2 separate regions of the Mus musculus genome follow, and region 2 is linked to region 1. The links are chromatin loops, found by intact Hi-C in ENCODE. Cell type or tissue: left cerebral cortex. All regions are shown on one strand.

Region 1 (8,000 bases):
ACATGCCAGTGCCCTAGTTTTAAACGGCACTACTCCCAATACCTCAGGAAGATACTTGTCTGCTGCCTGAGTCACAAGTCCCCGGGGGGATGGCTTCAGTGGCCTGGGGTGACTGGTGAAGACATGCAGGAGCCTCTGCACTGGGTAGGCAGATTGACACAAGTGAGGAGTACCTCTTGGAAACAGGGGACATCAACAACCCGCTTCAATCTGCATGCATGGATGCAGAGAACAATCTCACATTGACAGGTCTGTCCTCGAGGCCCTGGCTGTGCCACACTCACCTGAGCACCACTGACCTGCCCAGGCCCGGGAACACAGGGACTCAAATTTCACGCCCCTGCACCCAGCTGGCCTTGCTTCGGTTAAACTCGCGTGGACATAGAGTCAGTGAACTAGAATCTTCCCACAGCTATTGACAACATTGAGTGTAATGGGCGGGAGCAGGGGTCACTGTCATTTCAGGGTTGTCCCCGCAGCTCTCCAGGACAGGCCTTTGCCTTGTGAGAGTCCGAGACTTAGAGGGGGGCATCGTGATTTGTCCTGGGTCACACAGTTTAATGGAGAGGGATGAACGTTCCCTCCACAGGGGTCACAGGGGCCTGTCGATGCAGCCCTACACTCTACCAGTGGTAAGGCAAGGCACATTGATGATGGCAGGAAGCGGCCTCACTGGGGTCACTCTCAGGACAGCCTCTCCCGTCTTTCCCACCCTTGGTCTCTAGATGCGGCAGCAGGAGGGCATTGGCCCCTGACTTACTGCATGGAAAGTCCAGGTCACAGTAACACATGTTCCCAGGATGACCTCACACGTCCTCAAGATGACCTGCTGACCCAGGCGGCACCTGTTCCATCCTCTTGCGTAGGACTCAGAACCCGAGGAAGGGCACAGGCTAGCCCTTTCTGGCTGTTTGACAGTTTGGTAATAAGGAGGGTACTCTGGGAGAAGTGTTGGCTATATATGGCTAACCATCAAGGGGGCCTGGTGCCACCTACAGGTAGAGGTGTGGCTAGGCTGCTGGCCTCAGAGACTCAGGAGATAGAGCCACAAAGCGCATGGGTGGGTTTCCGGAGTCTGTGGGTCCCTCCCTCCCAGAGGCTGCTCTGGTCTGTCTGCTTAGGTCCGTCTGGGGCGTAAGCCCATGGGGCTCTCCCCACACCACCAACTATCTGTGTCTCTTCCTTTGCATTCACCTTGCAAAGCCAACCCCAGAAGCAAGTACAGCCTCCCAGCTGCCAGCAACTAAGCCTCCTTCACTTCTGGCCCCTGCTGCTGCTTCCCTTCCAGGGAACTCCCCAAGAGCGATTCTCCATCCCAGGTAGGGCAAGGCACTGATTAGGGTCTCCATGGAAAGGGTGGAAGCCACAGAGAAGTCTTTGTTCTGAGTTCTGAGATGAGGGTGGGGGGTGGGGGTGGGGGTTGGGCTGTGTATGTGGTGAGCAGGGCTGGCAGGTGGCCCTGCTCTAGGTTGGAATGCAGACACAGGTACCACCCACTCCAGGGACTGTGGGCAGCCATTCTGCCCATTGTCCTAGGAAGTTCACAGGGAGCCATGGTATCAGCCTCTTGTAGTTGCTAGGACTCCTATTGTGTCCCAACACCAGCTGATAAACAGTAGGTGCATAATAAATGGAGGCCAGCATTAGATTACAAAGCCAGAAGCTTCACTGACCCAGAGGGGACCTGCGGTGGGTGGCTAGTACAGGACAGGGGAATTCAGCTTACAGGGCAGGGGCTGGCATGCAGAGTAAGGAAGAAAACGTGACAGAAAGCAAGAACGGGAACCTTCCATCTCAGGACAGACCACTGGGGCTCAGCAATGGCCACAGATGCTGAAGGGGCCCTTCATGAACTCAGGACTGAGCTGTGGTGCAATCACAAGGAGACTCCACACCACAATTCATTCCCACCCTTGGAGTTGTGGCTTAGGGACCTAGAGGGCAGAGGCAGGTGGTGGAGACCTGTTAAAAATCAAAGGGTTTATCTACCCACCTTTGTCACCTCCTTTCTCTGTTGAGCCTCCCACCTCCTGTCCCTCCCCTACTGTTTTGACCCCAGCACAGCAAGGATTTTTAATAACCATGGGACTGTTGATGGTTCCCCACAGCACATCAGACCCTGGGAGACTTCCCTCTCCCTCCTCTTCACTACACTTCACAGACCCTGCATGGCTCACACCGGCTCACACCAGTAAACACAGGCTCACACCGGCTCACACCTTCCAGCCCTGCTGGTCTGGTTATTAACCCCACTCTGGGATCTTTGTAAGTGGCTTTCCTGCTATGAGCACCTCATGGGCTCTCCCACCCCAGCTACACCCCTCTTAATCAGTGGGAGTCTGTTTTGCTTAGGAAGGACTTCACAAAGGCTATTCTGAAGTTTCTCTAGCTCTGACCTTCCTGCTTCCTGGTAGAGATGGCAGCTGCATCTCCTGTCTTGCAGAAAGCCTGCTAAATAGCCAGAGAGAGCAGCCAGTGCAATGGGAGCTTCAGGCAAAACAGCTCACCAGGAGACAGCCAAGAGAACCACCATTATCCACTCTCCAGCCTGGTAGCTGGTGTTTGCATATTGCCGGTTAGGAAGCACTTGAGAGGGACCCTGTATACAGTGCCGGGCACTGAGGTCCCACAGAGCATCACTTGACATTTGAATGGTTCCACCTCCAAGACCCAGAAGGGCAGGAATGGGTGAGGGCGCAGTGGGGGAGTTAATGAGAAGCTAAGGGTCTTGTAAAAGCTGAAACTCAGACTCCTGGGCATTGATCCACCAAAGCAGTGGCTTCCATTCACCCCAAACCTTGGGCCCAGTATTCACAGAAGCTTTATTGGACAGCCAACATCTTAGTCACAGGCTAAGTACCTTTCATCATGAAGGGTCAGATCAGATGAGCACCCTACAGTCACACCCTGGAATACTACTCAGCAATGAAAAGGAATCAGCTACAGCTCTGCCCAGTAACCTGGGTACATCTTCAGGGAATTACTCGGAGTGAGAGGAAAAAAAAAAAAAAGCAATCTCAGAAAGCTATACACCGTATGATCCCATTTATATAACATCCTTGAAATGACAAAATTATAGAGATGGAGAGCAGATTAGACGTTGTCAGGAGAGGAGGAGGCGTATGTGGCTATAAAGGGAAGGACGTGGAGTCTCTGGGATGGGACTGTTGTGGGGCTCGATTGTGGTGGTTACACAAATCTACATGAGATTAAAGGGCACAGCAGGGACAGCACAGCAGGGACAGCACAGCAGGGACAGGCACATGCGGAAGGTCAGCTGCTCAGTGGAGAGCTGGAATGGTGGTCCTCTGGCCTTAGTGTGATAGCCACAGAGGGTGCAGGAAGGTTAAAGCTATGGTCCTCAAATTGCCATCTCCAATGAAGACTTTAGGGTTTTCCCCACTAAGTGAATGGTCTGGGAAGGCACCATCCCTTTTTGGCACTAGGACCACCCTGCAGAGGGTATCCCCAGCAATCATCCCTGGGGCACAACCCAGCCAACCTCCAGGATGGCAGGGAGCTACAGGGGAACAAATGGCTAACAGAAGCTCCACTCCCTCCACCCTAGCCTCTCCTCTCTGTCCCAGCCTCTCCCCATCTCCGGCCTCTTCCTCCTCTGTACCCCAGCCTCCCCCTCTCTTTCCATCCCAGCCTCCCCCGCTCCCCTCCCAGCACCTGCCATCTGGCTGCTGTAGGCAACCACATGGAACCAGCCCTCAGCTGCCACCCTTCAACTTGAAGTCTGGCTCCCAGGGTTGAAGATTTAATTCTAAACACAACGTTTAAGATTCAGAAAAGAAGAGAGGGAATTCCAAGCCACCTGAGGGTGGTGGCTCCTGTTGTCTCTGCCATGGCAGATAGCATTAGGGCTTGAACCTCATTCCTAAAGACGAACAAGAACCTGGGAGAAGAGTGTGGGCTTCCCTAAGCCATGGTAGCCTGGCTGCAACCAAGCATTGGCCAAAGTTCAGCATCAATGTATCAGCGAGCACTGCCAAGGCTCAGCATCAATGTATCAGCAAGCACTGCCAAGGCTCAGCATCAATGAATGTATCAGTCATGCAAAGGATTTCACATGTGTCCAGTGTCCGGGCCCTGTAAGCTGCAACAGTTATAGCACAGAAAAATGTATAAAGTGGCTCTATAAACTGTTAGTGTAACCCCTGCACAAGCAAAGCTGCCGAAGTGACTCAGAGCACACTTGTACTCCCCAGGGACAGATCCTCCACCAGTTTCCAAGGTATCGCCTCAAGGCAGGCTCCAATTGTGAGTGAGCACTGAGAGACAGCCTCTCTGAGCTGGTGAAAGATGTGGGCGGATGGGGAAGAGAATAAGCTCAAGACTGGAAGTGCAAATGTCCTGAGGCAGGAACAGCGGCCTCACGCACGGAAAAGAAAGCAGTTACTCCTGTGCCCGGGACAAGGAGACAGCTACTTAGGGGCTGGGCAGATAGCACTAGGGCTTGCTGGAAGGGAGGGGTGACCCCGTGTGCAGTTAAAGTACAGGCAGCACATACAGTGGAGCTGGAAAATGATTCAGGTAGAACCCTGCAAGGTGAGCTTGAGTCTAGCTTACAGATCAGCACTGCCAGAAGTCCCAAAGCCAAAGCCACTCCACTCAAGTGCCTGCTGCAGCCTGGCTGGGCCCCACCAGGCTCCCCCTCCTAGACCTCAAGTGTCAGAGGAAATGCTGTGACCAGCTGGCTTTAGGCAGCTCCAAAGTCCTTCAGTGACCCTGGGTAAAAACACACATCCTCTATGCCTGGGGCCTCTGGGGCCAGAGGCATCAAGAGAGGCCAGAGAAGGGGAGCCAGGAGCTCAGTGAACAGAGCTGGAGGCTGGCTAAGGGATGGCCTCGCTGGTACCCACGCTCAGGCTCAGGCTCCTCACAGAACCTTGCTCACACCAGGGAACCCAGGAGGGCCTTCTGCTCATCTACATCACTACAAGACGCTGCATCCGGGGAGTCTGTAGGCAGCTCCTCTTTATGACCTGTGCTGGGCAGACAGGGACCAGGTGGGCAGGTGTCAAACACTCCACCTGCACCTAGGGACTGCCTCAGACAAATGTGAAGTTTGTGTGCTTTTTAAGACACTCCCTGAGCGCTTTATAAGGGAAGGACCTCTCTAGCCGACACCGGCTGTGTCTTGGACACACACGGTCACAGCAAGAGTATTAAGAGACTCCCTTCCTTTTGGCTTCTCACTCTGTGGGAGACTCTCACTCCAGCTGCTACCCCTACACTGCCTCCTCACCCCTACCCACTACTACCTCATATGCCTTTCTTCTGCCTGTAGGTCTGGGCTTAGGGACAAGGCTACTTCATCACTGGCCCAGCCCCAGCCCCTTCAGCAGCACAGAGCAGCTCATTTCTTTGACAGGCAAACGTGCAATGGCCCAATCTCCCGACGCCACCCTCTTTCCTTCTTCTGGCTCTCGGACACGCATGGCCAGGCATGCCCAGGCTGAAGCAGGGGCTCCAGTGTCACACAGTGATTCTTGGCACGGAATCTGAATGGTCAGAGACAGGAGGCCAGCTCAGTCCTCAGACCACCTTGGCACCTCAGGCAGGCCACCCTGGCTGTTCACACAGGAAGAAGTGCCAGCCGAGTTCTGTTCCCAACCTCATCACAATGTCTCTGTGGCCTGGGGCAGTTCAGACCGGCACCCTTCTGGATGTTGGGGGCATGATGTTTGCCCCAAAGTCAGCTTCCAGTTGACAACACACATCTCAGAAAACTAAAGGACTGATAGTTGTGTCCCATGTTCTGAGGTGTTCCTGAAGCAGCCACCACACCCATCCAGGACCCCACATCAGCAGAAAGCCACCCATCTCTGAGGAAGGCAAGTTCAATGGAGCTATAAATACTTCTAAAGCTGCCAAGGAGTTGGGCTTTCTGCATGAGCAGGCTCCGCTGGAAAGGGAGGCGGCTCGCCAGATTTGTTCCGAATTATGAAAATAGATGTTGTCTCCCCGCCACATCTGTTTTGCCTGACACATGGGCAGCAATTCGCCTCCTAAATACGGCGGTGCCCAGAGCCAGCTCCTCAACTACAGAGAAGAAAACAGGGAGGGAAGTGGGGGGGGGGAAGCCCCGTCATCCCAGACTTTGCCCAACTCCTCTCTATGGTGTCTGTGCAGTGTGTGGCCTTCAGCTCTCCTTGAGCAATGTGAGACTGAAGTTAGAGGGACAGGGGTCCCTTGTCACTTAAAAAGAGGTCACTAGACATGATTGCTATTAAAAAGTACATCATCACCACCACCACCACCATCATCATTACGACGGGTCCCTCCCAACTCCAGCTGAGGACACACTTTTTAAAAACATTTTATCATTTTACTGGGGGTGGGGTGTGGGGGAGTCACCATGACAGGCATACAGGTGGAGGTCAAAGGACAACTGAAAACTAGTTCTATTCTTTTACCACGTGTGTCCTGAGACTCAAGCTTAGTGGTAGATGTTTCTACCTGCTGAACCATCTCACCTGCCTCAGGGTGCGTTTTTTAATTCTTTTGACATGGTGAGCAAGGCCAATTTAGGGAGAGAACAGGCACGCTACCCCACGTTGGCTCAGTGACGGGTCACTATCATCCACTCCACCAATCACTGCAGGGCAGCCCTAATTATGGCACAGCTGTAGCTGTCAGTGGAGGACTCAGAACTCTGAGAGTGGCCCAGACTCTTAAGGCACATGCCCATGGGGGTCCTGAGGAGCAGGCAGGGAAGTTGGGGCGGGCAGGTGCTATCTGTCTGTCCTGCGTCACTCCTTAAGTCTCTTACCCTCAAATACCACCTTTTGGAATTTTTGCCTTAAGGACAAGTTCAGTGACAACTCAGCTTTCATTATGGCAAAGCCATAACGAAGAGGAAGAGGAGGAGGAGGAGGAGGAGGAGGAGGAGGAGGTGGAGGAGGAGGAGGAGGAGGAGGAGGAGGAGGAAGAGGAGGAGGAGGAGGAAAGTCCTCAGCCTGGGAGCACGCTGGGGTGGCAAGAGGGCTGGAGCTGTTCACCCCACGTCATGGCCACAGCTGGAGTGTGAGCAGCTTCCTCCTACCTGAGGTCCTGAGTGTTGGGGTGCATGCCCAGGGCAACCACCTCCTTTATGTGTCAGAAAGAAGACTCAGCCCAGGGGTCCCCGCCTTATGTGCCCCTGACTGTAAAAAACAGAGGGGAGACTCATGCTGAGGAGAAGGGTGGAAGTTTATGTTTCACTGCAGTGAGGACAGGTTGGGGAGGGGTGTGACAGTCTGGCTGGAGCTGGCCAGGACAAGGCAGGCCTCTATTCTCAGCCGCTCTGAAAGAGGCCTGCAGGACCTGCTACAACCCCAGCTTTGCGACTAGACAGACAGACAGACAGACAGCTGGGCCTCAGTGACACTGGCTTTCCCAGTCCAGGGACTGTGGCTGCCTGGACCGGAGGGGAAAGGTTGGCAGTTTTCCTCTTCACAAAGACTTGGGGAGTCGGCAGAGGAGATGCCACTCTGGCTGTCGTGGCATCGAGGGACTGGTGCCTCAGTTCCTATGGGAATAGGTGGCTAGGGCACCAGGAGCCTCGCCAACAAAACATTCACCCCCTTTTTATCCCTGGCAAAAATGACCCGGTGACTATGGCAGTGAGGCTAATTAATGACTTTATTTGGCAAAACAAAGCCTCAGGCCCGTTTAAATAGTCCCAATATTTTCTTCCTTAAGAAGCCACTTTCTGGTATATATGCAAGGAGGAAAGGGGTGTGGAGGGCTGGGGGTTGGGGGGGTCTGGGGGTGGAGAACAGAAGGCAAAAAATTGGCTTAACAAGTTACAGAAGGGAATGTGGACCCTGCTCACCCTCAGAAAGGAGAACGCTGAGAATGTCCTAGCACGCACCCCCACTCTGCCCCTGGTATAAAATTAGCACAGTAAAGTAAATGTGTTATAAACACAAAGACCCTGCCAGGAGGCAAAGTGCTTTAATTTAAGGGGGTAAGGAGAGGACATTCTGGGGAGGGGCAGGCGGTCCACC
Region 2 (8,000 bases), 55 kb after region 1:
AGCAAAAATAGAACCATACTACGAATGCTGGTTAGTGGATTGCTTTTCTCCCTACTTAACTATCACAGCTTTTCTCGCCAGCGAACACAGGTAGAGTCATCGTTCAAGGCCGGAGCATGCGCATTTGGCAGCAGGGGCCACTAGGGCAGCCATCCCCGGGTTGTCTGAGTCAGGGCCTAACTCTCTCTGGATGGGATTGTTGCTTGGAAGGACATGCTCAGATCATGTGAACCGGCAGTTTAAGGATTCTAACTGGGGTTCTAGAGCCCAGGCCACGGAGTGGGTCTGGGCTGGTCTTAACAACGGTCTTGTCTGGGGCAGGTTTCTCCTGTGATCTCTGAGCTTCAGTTCTCATCTGTCCAACGCTTGGGCTGGGGAAGGGATAATGCTGGCCCTATGGTTAAAGCGTTTGCGATGCAAATGTGAGGACCGGAGTTCAGATCCTCAAAACCTACATCGATACAGGGTGAGTGTGGTGTCCCACTTGTAGTTTCAGCCTTGGAAGGTGAGGATAGGGGATCCCCTAAGCAGGCTGACCAGTGAGATTAACCACGTCAGCAAGCTCTGGGAGAGACCCTGCGTCAGTGAATAAGGCAGAAAATTGATTAAGCAAACCTCCCAATATCAAACTCGGGTTTCCACATGCTCGCGCCATGCCAGCCCCCCATACCCACCCCCTGCCTCCCACGGGGAGGTTAGCACAGAGGAGGGCTTCCAGTGTAGGCCTTAGTGGTTATCTGTGTGCCCTTCACGGGGATGTGAGCTGCGCTTCTCAGCCTTCTGGATATGTTAAAGACGACAGAATCCTGATTTATATGTGAAATGTCCTGATATTTCAATTTTGGCAACCAGTTTAAAGTAAGTTAAAATAAATCAAGTGTGGAGAGCCAGCTCTGCGGGCCAGATGCAGCCCTGGTCTATGATTTGGGGAGTTCAGTAGGGCCTCTCTGTTCTTCCACCCCTGTGGGAATGCAGCCAGATGGTTGTAGTTAATTAAGGCAGGGTACAGAAGACAGTTTGGACCCCTCCTTACCCCACCGTGAAGCATGGACCCTGTGTTAGTTATTTTGCTATTGCTGTGACAAAACACACTGACAAAAACATCCCAAGGAAACACAGGTTTATTCTGGCTCACAGTTCCAGGGTGTGGCCCGTCATGGTGGGGAAGCGGAGGCAGTTGGAGCTTGAAGCGACAACACATTCAAAGTCAGAAAGCTGAGAGCAGTGGACACGTGCCATACCCAACTCCCTTTCTCTATTTAACAGCTCAGGATCCCAGCTAGGGAATGGCACCACCCACAGTGGGCAGGACTTTCCAGCTCAATTAAACACAATAATCTCCCAGAGGCATAAGCAGAGGCCTGTCTCCCAAGTGATTCTAGGTTCTGTGAAGTTAACAGTTAACACTAACTCTATAGCCTGTTTCCTTACTACACACCATGTCTTGAGGGAACCTTGAGAAGACCATATCCCTGGAATGGCTTCTGCTCTGGTCCAAGCAGACAGGATCTCTTCCTGTCCCTCTCATCTTCTGTGTTGTGCATCTACCTCCATGCCACTGTCTGCAAACCATGATGACATCACTGCCCTACCATTACCCAGCATGCAAATGGGAGAACCACATCTACCTGGCACAAGTCCAGACACTCAGGCCAGTGTTCTAGAAACCCACTGAAAAGTCAGGCTTGGGAATGTGAAACGGCAGTGTGAGGGGATCGAGGACACTAGAGTCTGTCTGAAGAGTGAGAGTAGAGCTGACTCTGTAGCTGTGACTCTCAGCTCTGTAGTCTATGAGTTTTCTCAACGTACTGATCTTTCACAGTGCAAAATCTCGGTCTGGCTGCTAATGCAACTCTAATGGCGGTAAGGCGATTAGGCGCGACAGGCGACAGTGTGCTCATGGAAGGTGTTAAGAACCTCTAAGTGCCTTAATAATATTCCCACCTATTGCAGAATCTTCCTAATTAGACTGCTTTGCCCAAGGAAAGAATGCAGAATCTACTAGAAAGTGGATGGAGTGTTCTAGAACATACAAAGAGCAGTTGAGGTAAATCGAAAGGCAAGGAAAAGTACAAACGCCCCCAGCAGAGAGTCCCCTTTTCAGAGACAGGATCCTGGGCCAGAGGCTGCAGGTGGAGTGGGGTCGGGGAGAGGGGTGGGACTGTGAGAAAGGGGCGGGGCTGTATGAAAGGGGTGGGGCCCGAACTCCAGCTGTGCAGGCTCCACCAGAGAGGCAAGGTTCCAATGCACCCCACCACGACCAGCAATTGGAAGCTCTCCGCACAGGCCTAGGAACTGCAAAGTGTAACTGTGGTGATCCCTGGAGCTGCCTCCTGTCCTGATCCACTCTCTGTGCCTTCAGTGTCTTCGTCTATAAAATGGCCCTAGATACATTTTCATTCAAACATTTCCAGTGCCCATGTTTAAAAATGTAATGCAGGTGGAATTCACTTTAATAATGCTTTTTAAAATTATGCTTTAATAGATAAAAACAAACAACAGACAACGACAGAACTAAGCATAAGTAACTCACGTCCCAGTTGTTGGTCAGGGTAGCCCAAGAAACCACCCAAATTGTATAGGCTACTTCTGTTGCCCCTGGTGGCCTCCCTGAGGCAGAAGGTACGTCCCTATTGCTGAAGACGCCATGCATTTCAGATCCTAGACGCCAAGAAAGATACAAGCTGGATATGGCCTGAAAGACTCCTTCCTGAGTACTAACTTTTATACTGCCAGTGGTGCTATGCAAGCTTTCAGGGGAGAAAAGTAGCTCACAGTCCTGCCCAGCTATGACAACCAGTCCTACGCAGTCATGCCCAGCTAGGGAAGATATCCTTAAAGGTGAGGTAGTGGTACTGGTATCTTGGTAGTAACTCATCTAACAGGAGGGAAACCACGCCTTAGACAGCTGTCTGTGGGCTCGTGAGGTCATGGATCTTAGAGAGCCTACTACTGACACGTTACTAAACCAGCATACTTTCTAACTACATTCTAAAACTTACACATATGTGTAACTCTCACCCCTGATCAAGGAAACGTCCCTTTGCAACAGAGACCATTACAGAGATCTACGACTGGTCAAAATGCATAGATCAGTTGACTGTTATGTGACCAGCCTCAATGGATCCATCTACAGCACAACGCCTGTACTTAAAGCTCAGGGACAGAGATATTGAAAGAGCCAGGGGACCAGGAAGTCTGCTGTGAGATCATGTCTCACAGAATAGGATCTTCACAAGTAATAAATTAAAAAGAAGAAGAAGAAGGAGGAGGAGGAGGAAGAAAGAAGAAAGAAGAAGGAAGAAGAAGAAGGAGAAGGAGGAAGAAGAAGAAGAAGAAGAAGAAGAAGAAGAAGAAGAAGAAGAAGAAGAAGAAGAAGAAGAAGAAGAAGAAGAAATAATTAAAGTTCTGCTCCAGAGCTGGGTGTGATGGCGCACATCTGCAATCCCAGGTCTAGGGAAACGGAGGCAGGAAGTTAGCAATTCTGAGGCCAGCCTGGCTTATTTACTGGGACCTAGTCTCTATTAAAACAGTACAAACAAAACCAAGATACCCATAAGGGTTATATTTAACTTAATATATCTAAATTTCAACATGCGGTCAATATTTTGCAGGGACTGAGAGATGGTTCAGTGGCTAAGAGTTTGAACAGGCAGCACGCATAAGAAGCTGGGTGTGGCTGAGGGTGCCCACGACTCCAGTGCTGCTGGAAGACCAGCCAGTCAAAGGTTCTCCGAGTGAGGTCACCCTCCTGGGTGCTAGATTCTCGGTGGACAAGGAGGCCCGAGTCCTCCCCACAGAAAGACCAGCAGGCTTGCCTGTGAAGGATGTCGGCTCTAAGCCTGCTTTTCCTCACGCGTTTGGAATTTGAGGTAGGAAGCATGTGGGCCGGACTGCTCTTTGAAATCCCCGAAAGAAGACAAGGGCGTGTGCTTCCTTTCCTGCCCTGCCCTAGAAGTCCCGCAGGGATCACAGCAGACAGACCAGGGTCCCACGCTGTGCTGAGGAGGAACAGGCAGGGTCCTGACTTGATTCCTCTGCTAGCCTAGGTCATGCCCCAACCTGTCAGCTGCATTTTACACACGATGTCACAGCCACTGTCCCCTGACAAACTTTTGCTTTATGACAATCTAAAAACGTTTTTGTGTTGCACTAGAAGAAGTTTTGGGAGTGCTAGGGTTCAAACCAGTCATAGAGTGCTTGCCTAGCAGATATATGAAAGCGACTGGGTTCTACCCACAGCACCCCTAGGGTAACTGCAAAACATATAATATAAAGTATGGAGAATGGGACACACCTGTGTGGATTGTAATGATGTCATGCAGAAGGCAAATCTCTGCTTATTATATGAATATATTAACTCTTCAAGGTTTGACATCACTTCCTCTGCACCTTGTTCACCCAGCATTCCTGATTATTCCAAAGCAAATCGTGGATGAGGCATGGCTATATCCACCGGTATTTGCAAACTTCTAACTCTTCATCATTTCATTACAGGGAAAGCTGCCATTGGGAAAATGAGACACAGAACAATGTGGGGTGGTGCTGCCCACGCAGGCCAGGCTTGGACTCAGGACTCCTGGAGGATTCTGGGAGTGATGATAATGGAGTTGACACCCAGAGCTGCTCTCTGGGCAGTAGGGAAGAGTAAGAAGAGAAACTTTTTGTCTATGTGGCATGCAGTGGCTTGGTGCCACACCTGAGTGTCCCAAGGGGCTCACACCAGCCTGTCTGTTATCCAGTGTGCAGGCAATGGCGCCAAGGAGTGAGGCTTTGTATAGAACCGATAAAAGAGAATTTATTGACTAAGATAAGGGCCCTGTGTATCCAACATGGCTGTCTTTCAATAGAAACACTGAGAATCCTGTAGCCGTTTGGTCCACAAGGTTGGGTCTCAGCTGTTGCAGCCTGGTTGAGGAGTCGGGAAAATTATTGAAGAGTTGCTTGACTTCAGTTGGAATCCTGGAGAAACTGGATTTAGTGTTGGCTGCAGCAACAGGATCGATGGTCTTGCTAGCAAAGAGTGGGGGGCAAGCCGGACAAAAAGCAAAGCTTCTGTCTTCCGTGTCCTTTTCTGTGCGCAGCCACCAGAAGGTGTGACCCAGATTGGAATAGGTCTTCCTGCTTCAAATAATCTGATTTTAAAAGCGCCCCCCACGGGCATGCTTAACATCTTGGGGTTCAGCTAATTCCAGATGTGGTCAAGTTGACAACCAAGATGAGCCATCACAGGCTTTGAAGCCAGTGTACCAGTGGTCCAGACCCTGGTGTACCTCAGCCCGAGTGTGAACTAGAGCCTGCCACAACCCTAGGGCTCAGTTTCCTCACAGTAGGGTAAGAACACATGACACACTGTGAGGCTGAGACAAAATATTCAAAAGAAGTGCCAAGCACAGGGTGAACTTGCAGAAAACAGTAGCCTCGAGATTAATTAGTATTGCTTTTGAAATGTTGTATGTGTGTGTATACACATGTACATATGTGTATGTATATGTTTGGTTGAAGAGGACTTCTTGTAGCCAATACTGGCCTCAAAGTTGATATATAGCAGGGGATTTACCTTAAAATTCTGATCCTCCTGCCTCCACCTCCAGAGGGCTAGGGTTACAGGCATGTGACCTTGGGCCTCTAATCCTCTTGCCTCCACCTCCCACCTCTGGGGTTACAGGCCTGCTCTTGTGAGGTGCTGAGGAGAAAACCATGTCTTCTTGAGACTGGACAAGCACTTCATAGCCTCATTGCTGAAATGCTATCAGCAGCTAAGAGTGCCATCAATTGCTCCTAGTGTCCCTGAACAGCGCCGGCCCATTCTTCTCCCTCTACAGATCGCAGTGGGGTGGAATCTCCTAGTGTCCGAGCCTCAACCCATTTTTAGAAGACGCATTCAGGCTTCTGAGTCCTTGGAACTTTGAGCTCCATCTGGGGCTGTCAGGCACCCCTGAGCCCAGCCCACAACCCCATGACTCACCTCTGTTGTCTGGGGAAACCAATCAGCCCAGAAGACAGTCCCGACTCCCCCGGGATCCCCAGCTGCTGCTCCTGGCATGAACAGTGCCACCCGCCACCCCATGCCTGCCAGACACTTGGGCAGGGTGCCAGACCTGACTGCCAGTCCCGCCTGGATGGCAGCAGACAGCATCCCCCCCCCCGCCCCCCGTGTGTGTGTGTGTGTGTGTGTGAGTGTGTGTGTGTGTGTGTGTGTGTGTGTGTGTGTGTGTGTGTGTGTGTGTGTGTATGTGTGTACGCTTTTGCATGCAGCTTATTCTCCCTTCTCGGGGCTGGGTTGTTTTGCTCTGGGCTTCAAATTCATTTTTAGATTCCAGCCTCCTTCCTCCCCTCCATCTCCCGATTCTATTCTTAGAAAGGGAACGGGGCTATGCTTGGGCGTCGCAGTGAAGTAGACAGAAGTTTGCCCACGTGCTCCGGCCGCCTGAGATAGACTTAATTAAAAAAGAGACTTTGAGCGGCAGGTTCACTGGCCGGAAACGCAGCTGGCTGCGGAGGCTGCCACTGCCTGGGGTGCCCATGGCTAGAGACAGCTCAGCGGTGGATGCATGCTCTGGCTGCCCCGCCTCCCCCTCCCCCTCCCCGCCCCCCCACCCCCACCCCCCAGGGCCCAGGCGGGATGCTCCTGGAGTCCGCAGCCCGCCTGATGGGTTATTGGTTAAATATGAACTCTCCAAGCGTGTTGGCTGCTGAAAGATTTTTTCTTTTAATTAGATAAATAAATTTTAAAGGCTATGGGAGCAGGGCTTCCTCCAGAAACCAGAGCCAGCGAAATAAGCTTTGTCTGCTCAAAGGAAGCTGACCTTCCTCAAGACCAGTCTAGGATCTCTCCGGAGGAAAGGCAGGGAGAGGAGAGAAGAAGGGAGGAGGTGGCAGAGAGCAAGAGGAAGGAGAAGGGGGGTTGAGAGCCTCGGGGTCCCAGAGTGAGTGATTATCTGGAAAGAAAGGCAGCTAGTAAGAGGACCAGAACCTGAAGGAGGAACCAGACCAGTAGGTTAAAATCCTAGCTCCGTGCATCCCAGCTGTGTGACCTCAGGCAAGAGGCTTAACTTCTCTGAGCTTCTTTTGTCTTATGTACAAAACAATACGTTTTGTTTTTTAAGCTCCCACTTTAGCAGCCCCTGGACAAGACAGGAAATATTAATTAATCTAAGTTCATCGTGATAATAAAGGTCCCACTATAGAGAAAAGAGGAAACGGAAGGCAAGAGCTTTAGTATGTGGAAGAACAAGCCTGGAAGAGCGAGGCTGGCCAGCTGCATTGTGGGCTTTAAGTGGCCAAAGAGGTTCTGCCTGGACACTTGGGCACTCTGGGGTCACTGTGCCAAAAGAAACAGGAGCTGGAGTTATTCCTGGGCAGGCGTTTGGGCACCCAGACTCAGCTGGGCCCTGTCCATGTGACCCAGCCCAGGAGCCAGGTATGTGATTGAATGACTTTCCAGAAGATTCTTGCTCCGTGTCGGGTTTCTGATCCGTAGAACTGTTACGGAATGAAATAGCTGTTGGATGTTAGTACCCAGCAATAAATCGTAGAAGAAACAGGTGTGTTGGACAGCGTTATGTTGCTGTGACGAAACACCTGAGGCAAACACTTTAAAAGCAGGAAAGGTTTGTGTGGTTGGTAGTTTTCATTGAGGCCAGTCTCAGCTGCTCAGCTGTATTGGTTTGCCTCTGGGATGTCGTGGCACTCAGAGTGTGAACCAATATCCCCAAGGCCAGGCCCCTGAGTGGACTCACTTCCTGTTAGGCCCACTGTCCCCATCCCAGCAGCCCCACAGGCTGGAGGCCATGCTGTAGAGATAGATGATCTTAGGCAGGTTGGCATCCTCACCCAGGGGATAGCCTCCCTTTGATTTCCCAGGATAGTGATCCAGTCTTACTGATTATTAGAAATCACAGAGCCATTAGTATAATGTAAACAATCACTTTTAAGTTCACCATTCAGTAACTTTCCATGGCTCCACGTGTTTACACCCATGGTTATGCTCCATGTAA

The links. A loop is a pair of places that touch in the nucleus more often than their neighbours do. Peaks named below come from ENCODE experiments on the same cell type or tissue, not always from the same donor. Only the 100,000 strongest peaks of a DNase experiment are listed, where the experiment ranks them.
Region 2: a loop joins it to region 1, with 4 times the contacts of the local background. A loop is called at or near these places in 5 of 42 quality-filtered maps.

What each region holds. Positions count from the first base shown.
Region 1 is chr2:173,245,904-173,253,903 of GRCm38, forward strand. All of the region lies in intron 1 of Pmepa1 (prostate transmembrane protein, androgen induced 1), which reads right to left. Among named protein-coding and RNA genes, the nearest start is that of Pmepa1, 27 kb to the right of the region's middle. In left cerebral cortex, a CTCF peak has its summit at 1,034 (motif pointing left); DNase peaks (open chromatin) are centred at 3, 3,119, 3,708, 4,259 and 2 more places; H3K4me3 peaks cover 15 bases; H3K27ac peaks cover 1,437 bases.
Region 2 is chr2:173,301,298-173,309,297 of GRCm38, forward strand. No RefSeq gene overlaps it. Among named protein-coding and RNA genes, the nearest start is that of Gm36859, 14 kb to the left of the region's middle. In left cerebral cortex, no CTCF peak of the experiment used is centred here; DNase peaks (open chromatin) are centred at 1,108, 4,519, 5,273, 6,050 and 1 more place; H3K27ac peaks cover 794 bases.